Regions from separate parts of the Homo sapiens genome. Here regions 1 and 3 are each linked to region 2. The links are chromatin contacts, found by Hi-C in ENCODE. All regions are on one chromosome and are shown on one strand. The core of a region is the stretch at or near the end of the contact, and the rest is flanking DNA. Distances in the headings are between cores, read along the strand shown.

Region 1 (4,084 bases), core at 1,467-3,966, 1.1 Mb before region 2:
CAATCTCGGCTCACTGCTACCTTCGCCTCCCAGGTTCAAGCGATTCTCCTGCCTCAGCCTCCCTGGTAGCTGGGACTACAGGTGCACACCACCACGCCCAGCTAATTTTTGTATTTTTAGTAAAGACAGGGTTTCACCATAATGGCCAGGATGGTCTCGAACTCCTGACCTTGTGATCTGCCCACCTCAGCCTCCCAAAGTGTTGGGATTACAAGCGTGAGCCACCATGCCTGGCCTCACCATTATTTATCGGCTTTCACCTAAACGTAGCTGATCATCAGAACCACTTTAGCTTTAAAAATTCTGGGCTAAGCATGGTAGCTTATGCCTGTAATCTCAGCACTTTGGGAGGCCAAGGTGGGTGGACTGCTTGAGCCCAGGAGCTCAAATCTAGCCTAGGCAACATAGTGAGACCCCTGTCTCTACAAAAAATAGAAAAAATTAGCAGGCATGATGGCATAGCACCTGTAGTCCCAGCTACTCAAAAGGCTAAGATGGGGGGATCGCTTAAGCCTGGGAAGTCAAGGCTGCAGTGTGCCATGATCTTTCCACTACACTCCAGCCCAGGCAAGAGACCAAAACCCTGTCTCAAAAAAATAAATAAATAAAAATTCTGAGTTCCACCCCAAGAGATTCTGACTCATTAAGTCTGAAGGAAAACCCAGAATCTGAATGATGGTTTGGCACGTTATATTATCATCAGTTTATTATTCTTTGTTTCATTTGTGTACATTTCATTGCCATTAGGATATAAAAAAATCACCTACTTTTCTATTTCCCACAATACTTATTAGACATAAAGCAGACATTACTAATTGCAGAGCACTTAAAAGCCCACGATAATGTCTATGTTTGTGTGTAACAAAACTAGTTAACGTAAAATCCACATACTTTGGAAAACATTTTTTGGTTACATCTCTGCTTCCTTACACATTCAGAAATCCAGAAATGCAAAGGCCTTTTATTTTCACATTGCCTTATGGGTTTTTACCTGATAATAACATGTTCTCAATGAAGGGCTACTAGAGTCCAGTTCACAGCTCCAGAACTCTACTAACACGTACTAATCTCTTTCCCTCTCGAATTCAGACAAAAGAAAAAAGAAAGCCCAGGTGTATTAAATCCCGGCCCACTACCAAGGTTCTTAGGGAGAGCCAAGTTTTCTTTAAACTCTCCTGGTATCACGTCTTATATCTCCTCCTGTGCTACTGGGAAAGTAACATCTTCAATTTGTCACCACAGGCAGGTCTAATAAACCAAAAGAGAACAAGCTCCATACCTTTGTGTCTCTTGCTTTTCTTTTTTCTGGAGACAGTTCTCTCATGGATGCTTTCCTCCTGGGCATCCATCTCATCACTGCTGTCGATGATGTCACAGGGCTCACCAGCCCCAGAAAGAGCTTCCTCTGCAGGAACCTGAGAGGCTTCCAAGCCACAAAGAGATTTTACTAGAAGAAAATAAAAGGAGAATGAGATGGCACACAGCTCCACCCAGAAATACAAACAACTTAGCCAAGGTATCAGCATCCATTCAGGAAAGGGGGGAAAAAAAACATCGTTGAGAGAGAAAGGTGAGAATCTGTCACCAAAAAAAATAAAGATTTTAGTATTTTAAATACAAAAAAAAAAAAAAAAAAGGAAAGCAATGGGCAAACTGACTCCAAAGTTGCAGAAACTCCTTTTTTCAGCCCTGAAGAAAAAAGGTGTGTACAATTTTTCCACTATAAACCCTGCAGGATAAAAGCTGATTTGTATTCTCATAAGGTCTACAGAGAAATGTTTGAGACAAATTGAATCCAATTTAATCCTGGTCCTGAGCTGGAGGCAGTAGGTGTCATAAAACACAAGTCTCAGACCCATGAGTAAACAGACTGAAAGCAAGAGAAACACCAGAAAAGGAAAAGAACACTCCAAGGTTATTAAACAAGGAAGCAAACTGCAGAGTAAAACATGTGAACTACAGCAAAGAGATTAATAACCAAGAAGAATGCAGTGGAAACTAAAAAGTATGCAAACATGTTTTTAAATGCAAAGAAAGAAAGAAAATATTTCTGCTACAGAAACTGCTACTCTTGACTAATCCTCCTCCACCCCAATATGTAAGTTAACACTAACGAAAGCAAACACGGTTACAGGAAGACGACTAAAGGACTGCAAGAAAAACAGAAATAAAATACCTAGTTCTGTCTTCGCGGCATGAGTCTTTAAAGGCTCGCGCAAAGCTTACCTTCCTGCTGAACAGCGTTGGCTACGGCTTTCTTGACTCGTCCAGACCTCACGACCGCCGGATCCGAGTTGGCGTAATCCGCCACGGTCACTGCAACACAGCACCAACCCTCAAGGAAGAGGCCTTCTCTCGTCAGCGTCTTCCCCGCCAACACCTCCTCCTCGCTGCAGGCCCCCGGACCGAGCCGCCCTCCAGCCGCGGGCACGCGAGCGCTCACCTCGGCACGGTCCAGCCCCCTCCCAGCCGCCAGCCCCCAAAATGTTTCAGCGCCCCTGCCCCCCTCGCCCACCTCGGCCGGAGCAGGCGTCGTGGGCCCGGAACTTGAGTCGCTTTCCTCTCTTGGGCATGGCGACCGTATCGGGGCGAGGCCTGCCTAGCGGGCCGGGCCCCCGGGCCATGTCTCCGGCCGGAGAGCCGGCCCCGGGAGCCGCAAGCCAGCTCCGCCCGGCTCCGCGGCCATCCCACACCGGAGGCCGCTAACTCTCGCGAGAACATAGGTCCGGGTTCCGAGTCGCGTTGTCGGACGACGCCTCTCCACGCGAACCAATCATCGCCAGGTGCAAGGATACGTCATCATCCGGCACCCGCGAATCAAGCTGGGTCCGGGTTCCAGGTGGAGAGAGAGCTGTTGTACTGGGTGGTGTCGCGTATCGCCGTACCTCGTGTGAGATGAATGGTGTCTCAGAACCATAGCCCACACCTGTGTTGATTAGAATTGAGAGTTTACATCCTGGTCTCCGGGATTCTTCTTAGTAACTCCTCTGTCCACACTCCAGGTCCACTTCAGCACCAAAATGCATATACACTGTCATCTTCGTGCTCTATCTCGGACCACAGAGACTGAGCGCCTGCTAGTCTAACATAGGTCTGTAAGAGTCTTCACTCTATTTTACGAAAGCTATAAATAAATTTCTGAATTCTCAAAATAGGAGAAGGAGTTCTTAAAAGCTTCCAATCGGCCGGGCGCGGTGGCTCACGCCCCTAATCCCAGTACTTTGGAAGGCCGAGGCGGGCGGATCACGAGGTCAGGAGATCGAGACCATCCTGGCTAACACGGTGAAACCCCGTCTCTACTAAAAATACAAAATATTAGCCGGGCGTGGTGGCGGGCGCCTGTAGTCCCAGCTACTCGGGAGGCTGAGGCGGAAGAATGGCATGAACCCGGGAGGCGGAGCTTGCAGTGAGCTGAGATCGGGTCACTGCACTCCAGCCTGGGCGACAGAGCAAGACTCCGTCTCAAAAAAAAAAAAGTTTCCAATCTATCACCATATAAGGTTAGCCGAGAGAAAGGACGAAAGAGAGACCCAAGGTCAGCCGAGGAAGTTTATTAACCTGACGGCTGCTCCACCACAGACAGAGGAGGCACCCCTGAGCTTACAAAATGAGGGGTTTATATGGGGGAGAGAGACCCTGGGGTTGTTTGCTGGTTAATTTTGCCACATATTAGCTTGTGACGTTTATTACAGGAGGGTGTAGGTAAAGTTTGTTTATGCTTCCCATCACCTTCCCCTGTGCGGTCCGGATGATTTGTAATTGGGGTTTGTTTATTGCAGCAAGGTCTGATAAGTGAAGTCTGCTGGCTTCATAAGGACTTAGAAGTGTAAAGAGGCTTGGGGGAAGGAGAAGAGTTGCAGAGCATTAGGGGGAGGAGTGAGCAGCACGGAGAGGTTTGGGGGAAGTGTCGGCAGTACCAAGAAGCTTTTTGGGGCAGTTTGTTCCTAACACACCATACCTCCAAAAAACTACTAGAAGCATCCATGAAAAACTATCGCAGAGGCAGGAAGGTCACTTGAGTCCAGGAGGTCAAGGCTGCAGTGGGCCATGATTGCGCCACTGCACTCCAGCCTGGGCTACAGAG
Region 2 (4,016 bases), core at 347-2,846:
AAAGCAGTTTTGACTACAAAGATAACCAGGTAACTGATTATATTGTTTCAGGGCATACGTACTAAGAGAAAGCAAAGGGGCTACCTAATGATTTAGTAAATGAAAACCCATTATTTTTCTAAGTTGTTTTTTTTTTTTTTTTTGAGATGGAGTCTCACTCTGTCACCCAGGCTGGAGTGCAATGGCGCAATCTTGGCTCACTGCAACCTCCGTCTCCTGGGTTCAAGTGATTCTCCTGCCTCAGCCTCCCAAGTAGCTGGGACTACAGGCGCGTGCCACCACGCCCGGCTAATATTTGTATTTTTAGTAGAGACGGGGTTTCACCATACTGGCCAGGCTGGTCTTGAACTCCTGACCTCGTGATCCGCCTCGGCCTTCCAAAGTGCTGGGATTACAGGCGTGAGCCACCACACCCGGCCTTATTTTTCTAAGATCTTTAACTCAACATAGTTAAATATTTTAACTCTCTGCTAACCTGTGTCATTATAGTACATCAAACAGCTATTTACAGTGTGCTGAGTCCTACATATCTGAGCACAATCCAGAATGGAGGATAACTGCTTTGAAGAAGATAAGTTTGAAGAGCCAGGAGACCCTAAAACTTATATTTTGTATGCCATTTATGGGAGAGGGGAACATAAAACATGCAACAAGGCTAGGATACCAGAGTAGTAATTTAAGGTCCTGGGCACTTTCACAAATTGAGGACATCTTGGTTGTTGCTCTTACACAATAAAACAAATGATTAACCGAAATATCAAGATTTGATTTTTTACCTATGACCCTAGAAACTTTAAACTCTGGCAACCTGAGACTTCTGACAGCAATTACATCGTTTTATAATTATCTATGTGTCTGGTTTATTCATACTCAATAAACGCTGGATGTAACAATGAATTTCTGTCCATGGCTTTTCAGAGAACACATGCTATTACCTCTTCCTATTTCCCAGGTAATTTTTGTCCCCCTCTACCCTCAAGAAAGAATTCCAAGAAGGAAAACAAGGCCCCACGCAATAAAGAAGCTTATCCAGACCCCTTGGCTAAAATCTATGTTCCATTCATTTAAAATGCTTCACTCTGTGGACACATATCATGATACAAGTAAAACCTCAAGAATGACACTCCCTCAAATGCCTATTCTTCAGTTCCTCAACGCAGGAACTGAGCAAGGCGAGACGGAGGGACGCGCCCAAGGTCACCTCGACGAACAGGGGGGATTATAACTGGCCCCGCATAAAGTCGATTACGCCCTGCGTTGGGAGGAGGTTCCGAGGTTCTATCAAACTCAAGTCTGGACCTCCTTACCATCCATCACAAGGTCACACGGGTGCTGGGTTGGGAGAGGGAGGCTCACGCGGCCGGGGAGGTACTAAGTACAGGGCTAAGAAGCCGACTGGCCGCGAAAGACCGCATTGCCCAGTTACCAGGCCCAAGTCGACGAGGCTGCGGTTGAGTCTGGCTTGCACCTTGGGAGCCTGGACAAGGGAGAAGGAGGGCAGTGGGCAGGGGGGCAAGAGAAATGCAAAGACAGCGGTGAAGCTCACCAAGGCTCTCGCGCGTACTCCTCCATCTTGACTCCAATGCCGCGAGTGATGCCGGGCAAGCTGGGCGGAGCCTGACCCCAGAGGCGGAAGTGATCCCGAGAGGAGGGCGTTAAGGTCTATGAGCATTGGTTCACCATTTCCCGCTGCAGCCAATGGGAGCCAGGACTCCTGTGGCCAGCGTGTGGTCGGGGCATTGGCCGCGGCGTGGCGAGACTGGCCCTGCCCACGTCCTCAAAGGCCGCGAGTCCCGGCTGTGTGGGCGGGGGGCTACCAATGACGGAGTCACACTACCCGGTCACCAGAGGTTCCGTGGACTGAAATCAACGCGATACTGCCTAAATACGCTTCTTTCTTTCCCTTCCCTTCCGCCTTCCCTTCCCCCTTCCCTTCCCCCTTTCCTTTTCTTCTCTCCTTCCATCCTTTTTCTTTCTTTCTTTTTCTTTTCTTCTTCTTTTTTTTTTTGAGACAGAGTCTGGCTCTGTCGCCCAGGCTGGAGTGCAGCGGCGAGATCTCGGCTCACTGCAACCTCCGCCTCCCGAGTTCAAGCGATTCTCCTGCCTTAGCCTCCTGAGTAGCTGGGACTACAGGCGGGCGCCACCAGGTCCGGCTAATTTTTATGTTTTTTTAGTAGAGACGGGGTTTCGCCATGTTGATCAGGCTGGACTCGAACTCCTGACCTCGTGATCCGCCCACCTCGGCCTCCCAGAGTGCTAGAATTACAGGCGTGAGCCGCCGCACCCGGCCTCTTTCTTTCTCTTCTTTTCTTTTCTTTCCTTTCTCTCTCTTCTTTTTCTTTCTTTCTTTTTTGGTACTTTTGCTGTCAAATGTGGATTAATGCTATCTTATTCGTCACTTACTGTGAAGCTGTTACCAAATACACGTAGCTCCTTTAGGGCAAACAGTGTCTCAGTGATTTATAATAACCACAGTGCCTGGAATGTAGTAGATGCTCAATAAATGTTTGTGAACTGGAACTGTTTGGGCCATCTGGAGAGCCATGACCAATTTGGAGCCCTCGATTTCAGGGACATTGACACCAGAGCCTCTCACAGGCCTCTCCACTAATGATCACCAGAAGGTGTGAAGATGTTTGGCTCGGAGAAGAGGGGACTTATGGGGACCAGGCCGGGCGTGGTGACACGTGCCTGTAGCCCTGACTGTTCGGGAGACTGAGGCGGGAAGATAGCTTGAGCCCAGGAGATCTACCCCGCAGGGAGCTGTGATCATGCCACTGCACTCTAGTGACAGAGTGAGACACTGTCAAAAAAAAAAAAAAAAAAAGGTTGGGACCCATGGAGCTTTTAGTTTACTGTCAACAAAATCCCAATCATGTGATGGCTGTTAAAGTGCTCCTCTCCATTCTGTACGTTTGTAATTAACTTTAAAAATATGTATATATTTATTTTACGGAAAAGTCAATGTCATAAATAATGGAAGAGGCCGGGCGCAGTGGCACACGCCTGTAATCCCAGCACTTTGGGAGGCCGAGGCGGGCGGATCACGAGGTCAGGAGTTCGAGACCAGCCTGACCAACATGGTGAAACCCCGTCTCTACTAAAAATACAAAATTTAGCCTGGCGTGTTGCCTGTAATCCCAGCTAGTCAGGAGGCTGAGGCAGGAGAATGGCTTGAACGTGGGAGGTGGAAGTTGCAGTGAGCTAAGATTGTGCCTGGGTGACAGAGCGAGACTCCACCTCAAATAAATAAATAAATAAAGGAAGACTGCAAAGAGGAGTGAGGGTCTCTCCAAAAGCTTGGAAATAAAGTAAGCAGATGAATCGAACCCTCCATGGAACTAAAGATTATCAATAAATGTGTCTTGCACGTGAGAATGGTTCATACTAGTTATCTGATTTGGGTGTGTAAGGTGGAGAAGACGTGTTCAGAATGTGACTGTAATTAAGAATAGTTAACTCTATTTAATTGTACAGGCCAAAGAGAGAATGTGGGAGAGGGGACATGGAGGAATTCAGAGGGCAGGAATCTGACATTTAGTCAGCACCGAAGACCTGGTGGGTATAAATATTTTAGTAACTAGAGATTTGCACTCTCACCAGGACCCAGATAAAATATCCCTTAGCTCTAGCTCTAGCTACCTCCCTTTGTTCTTATTCCATATTTATTATGCAATCTTCTTCTTCTTATTTGGCTTCTGAATAGATTTCGATATAGAAGAGAATACCCTGGCCTGTGTTTATAACTATTCTTCTCCACTTGGTAGTTAATACTGGCTTATGTATCTGCCTCTTGTGAGATCAGTTATTTTGACTAAATCACCAGGAATAGTCAGGGTTCTCCAGAGAAACAGAACCAAGAGGATATATATATACACACACATATATATATCTTATTGTGTGCAAATATATATATATCCTTCTGTTTCTGTTTCTCTCTCTCTCTCTCTCTCTCTATATATATATATATATATATACATAAAATTAATATTTATTTATTTATTTTTGAGATGGAG
Region 3 (3,899 bases), core at 360-2,859, 1.8 Mb before region 2:
CCTTTCCCAGAGTCACAGAGTTGGTTAGTAGCAGCTAGAAGCCAGGTCTTCCAAATCCCAGATCCATGTTCTTCCTGCTTCATCAAGAACTATATCTACTTGAAATGCCTTCACCTTGTAAAATACATATTTTTATGATGCCTCATGATAGCGACATCAATTTCCCTTAATTCTGAAATTAACTATTTTCAGGAAATCTCATTTAAACAAAAACATAGTGCATCATTCAACATTCATCATTTAGGACTGTGATTTGCCAATACAACCCAAAAAGTCAATTCTGGAAAGCCAACACAGACTCCGCATACTGGTCACAGCAAATGCTAGTTGAGCCCTTTCAGTTCTAACTAAAAGTAATACAACCTTTTAAAATGTGAGTGGCTGGAAAAAAATGCTTTGAGAAAAAAATTTTAAAACAAGGTTAAATGCTGCATTTTCAAAGTACTGTTTGTATTAAGAGTTAATTCAAGTTTAGTTTTCAGATATTTTTAGACTTGAGAAGCTTTTACAGCCTGTAAGTAACTCACAAGTTGTACGCTATAGAGATAGCAAAAAGTGAAATATGAACTTTAAACCACTTCCATTTTTCGATTGATCCCTCCCCTTCCCCCAATACCTACATACATTTACCCTAAAAAGCATCGCTATCTCTAGTTCCACAGCCTCTTTCTCAAGGTCCAGAACCAAGGCCTGGAAGATGTCAACAATATAGGCCTTCCCCATAGGAATCCGCACCGATTATGGGAGTTTAGGGGTGTTCTTCATTACGGTTTCACCAGTCCTACAAGGAGAACGGAAGTGTCCCTGTTGCTCTTGACTCCGACGCTGAGGGCCAGGGGTGGGAGTGTAATGAGAGTGGGGAATGGGTGTAGGATACCGGAATAAGGTCGGTGGCTTTCTGTATGTGGAGTTTGAGACAAGCTCCAAAGTACCGGGACCCTGGAGAGGAATGAGAGTAGGTAAATTCAGCGCCCGGCACTCAGTCTGATTGATTTAGGCAGTGAGGGTCCGCTCAACTAGAGAAACTGTTGCCCCGAAGAAAGCAATCTAGTGTCAGTTCTCTCTTCGGGATTCGGGGGAACAGTCGGTTTTCGGGGCTGCTCCGGGCTCCTCGAGATTAGCGAACACCGGATGTGGGGGAGGGGAGGAAGGTTGGCTGGGAAAGGAGCAGGCGCCGTGGGGGTGGGGTGAACGGGGTGGGGGTGGGGAGGATGGGAAAAGTGAGCGGGAGCCTGGGGCTCCCAGCCAGCCCCGGCGAGGGCCGCGACCGGGAGGTGGGGGGGAGGGGTCGTTACGGCGAAGCTGAAGGATCCGCTCTGACTTCCCGGGATAGGCCGCGACCCAGGGGCGAGGGGAGGCCGCTGCCACTCCCCTCGCCCTCTCCCCCACCTCCCCGGCCCCAAGCCACCCGGGAATCAAAAAAACGGGTCTAGTTACCAGAGAACAGAAACTTTACCGAACCGATGACACTATCCCCGACTCCCGCTTGCTGCCACGTCTTTCTTCTTGCTTGGCCGCTGCCGTCCGTCGTCCTCCCAGCAGCAGCAGCACTAGCAGAAAACCAAGACTGCCAGCGTCAAAGATGGCGCCTGGCTACAGGCTCCGCTCTAAGGCCCGGCCGGTAAAAGTGCCAGCACGACGCAGGGCGCGAGGATTCTGGAAGATGTAGTTCCTCTATGAGGCGATGCCTAAGATGGCTGCTCCGGGTCACAGGGTCACGTGACGGGGGAGGCGCTGGGTCGGGGAGTCCCTTCCCTTCAGAGGAATGCCTCGAAGCCGGCTTTCATAACGTTTTGTTTTTGTTTTTAAATCAAATGAGGTAATAAGCGGGAGGGCCGCAGGAACTGAGACTGCCATTCAGTAAGCGCTCAATTTATTCTTACCAAAGTGTTTGCTTAATGAGTAAATCTCCCAAACCATGTATACATTTAATTTAGAAATAAACTGTACTTTTCCTAAGCATGCAATGTAGAATGATTTGTTAGTTTATTTTTTACTTGAAGAAGTGAGATTGGGCTTTGGGGGGGTGTTTCTTTGATTTCTTAAAGCAAATTTGTGTATTGGAAAAGTAATTCATGCTCGTGACAAAATTCAGGAGAGTTAGTTGGAGGTCGCAATCAGCAGTCTCATCCCTGCTTCATTATTAACATTGTCCCTTATTTTCCCTTTTGAATGTTTTTACTTTTTCCCCCGGTTATAAAAGTAATACACGTGGCCGGTGCGGTGGCTCACGACTGTAATTCCAGCACTTTGGGAGGCCTCGGCAGGCGGATCACAAGGTCAAGAGATCGAGACCATCCTGGTCAACATGGTGAAACCTCATCTTTACCAAAAATACAAAAATTAGCTAGGCGTGGTGGCACGCGCCTGTAGTCCCAACTACTCGAGAGGCTGAGGCAGGAGAATCGCTTGAATCTGGGAGGCAGAGGTTGCATTGAGCTGACATCGCACCACTGCACTCCAACCTGGCGACAGAGTAAGACTCCATCTCAAAAAAAAAAAAAAAAAAAAAAAGTAAAAAACTTAATACACGTAAGTTTTTTTAGAAACAATACAGAAATATAGAGAGTAGAAAGTTAAAATCTCTATTAATCTCATTCTTGAGAAATAGCTCTCATTAACTTACCATATATCCTTTCTGGCTTTTACACTGAAAATATACTTAAATATATTACACATATAATAGGAGCCCAAGGTCCCCCTGGGGTAGTGGCTCAGCAGAACTCTAATTAGGTGGCAACATTTTACCTAACTTGGGTAAAGGATATAGTTGTGCTACTAAGAAAGGAAACACTTGATGATAAAGCAGATGGGACTTCAGGCACCTTTTATTTCCTCGTGTGCTTGTTCTTCCAGCTGCCGGGTTGGTGATGTGCGAGTCCCAGGCAGCCCAAGACTAGGAATTTATCAGAGCAGAGGGGTCCTGAGCCTCCTCATATCTGGGCTTTTATCTCCTTTCAAAGTAAGAACCACAACTTTAGAATCTTAGCTCCAATCTCTGCCTTACGTGACAGTGCTCTGGCATTGCCATGTCAACAGACCTAATAAGCAAGTTCCTGGTAGCCAATTTCTTTTTTTCTTTCTTTTTCTTTTTCTTTTGTTTTGGTCTTCATTTTTTTGGTCTGTGTGACTCTTACTGGTAACCAATTTCTGTCTGTGCCACGACACCTAGGGTTTTTAAAATTTACCAGAGGGCTCTCCACATAGCTTAAGGGTTTTCCAACCTAGGACTCTCCAAGATGCAGTCCTGGCCTGACTAGTGTGCTATATAGAGTTTATAGTTATATTTCAGTAAACCTAAAGTATCATTGATTGTAAGATACACTTTTATTTTACAAGCCTCTAAGTGGAAGAAAAAAACCAACAACTGCCAATTAAACTGACAGGCCGGCCGGGCAGGGTGGCTCACACCTCTAATCCCAGCACTTTGGGAGGTTGTGGCGGGCGAACCACAAGGTCAGGAGTTCGAGACTAGCCTGGCCAACATGGTGAAATCCTGCCTCTACTAAAAATACAAAAATTAGCCCAGCACAGTGGCACGCATCTGTAATCCCAGCTACTTGGAGGCTGAGGCAAGAGAATTGCTTGATCCTGGGAGGTGGAGGTTGCAGTGAGCCAAGATCACGCCATTGCACTCCAGCCTAGGTGACAGGCTAGGAAAGGATGTACATCTTAGAATGAATGAAAATATGAACAGGCTAAAACTATACATACCGTTTTGCAATTTGCTTTTTTCACTTTACAATATATCTTGAATATCTTTTAATGGTCATCAGCACTTAGAGGCCTACCATATTCTTTTTTTTTTTTTTTTTTTTGAGACAGAGTTTCACTCTTGTTTCCCAAGCTGGAGTGCAATGGCACAATCTCGGCTCAATGCAACCTCCGCCTTCCGGGTT

Evidence for each region. Hi-C counts contacts between places; a loop is a spot of excess contacts on that map. Pooled maps may share reads with other maps.
Region 1: a map of CD8-positive, alpha-beta T cell shows a loop between it and region 2 (3-fold over the local background). The contact joins the promoter of TMEM183A here to the promoter of TIMM17A in region 2. A Hi-C loop is called at or near these places in 1 of 168 maps with a recorded cell type or tissue (CD8-positive, alpha-beta T cell), 3 of 37 single-sample maps with no recorded cell type and 7 of 50 pooled maps.
Region 3: a pooled map shows a loop between it and region 2 (15-fold over the local background). The contact joins the promoter of ZBED6 here to the promoter of TIMM17A in region 2. A Hi-C loop is called at or near these places in 6 of 50 pooled maps.

What each region holds. Positions count from the first base shown.
Region 1 is chr1:203,006,006-203,010,089 of GRCh38, reverse strand. It overlaps TMEM183A (transmembrane protein 183A), which reads right to left and starts at 2,716. Exons shown (of 8, transcript NM_138391.6): 1 at 2,516-2,716; 2 at 2,227-2,316; 3 at 1,280-1,447. The coding sequence starts at 2,624. It also overlaps the pseudogene MGAT4FP. RefSeq lists enhancers at 1,817-2,589, 2,590-3,364, 3,368-3,497, a silencer at 2,408-2,657 and a cis regulatory region at 4,038-4,084.
Region 2 is chr1:201,953,083-201,957,098 of GRCh38, reverse strand. It overlaps TIMM17A (translocase of inner mitochondrial membrane 17A), which reads right to left and starts at 1,596. Exons shown (of 6, transcript NM_006335.3): 1 at 1,547-1,596. The coding sequence starts at 1,572. RefSeq lists an enhancer at 1,318-1,607.
Region 3 is chr1:203,793,333-203,797,231 of GRCh38, reverse strand. It overlaps ZBED6 (zinc finger BED-type containing 6), which reads right to left and starts at 1,609. Exons shown (of 17, transcript NM_001395895.1): 1 at 1-1,609. ZC3H11A (zinc finger CCCH-type containing 11A) reads right to left here and starts at 1,609. Exons shown (of 18, transcript NM_001376342.1): 1 at 1,438-1,609. RefSeq lists an enhancer at 1,489-1,908.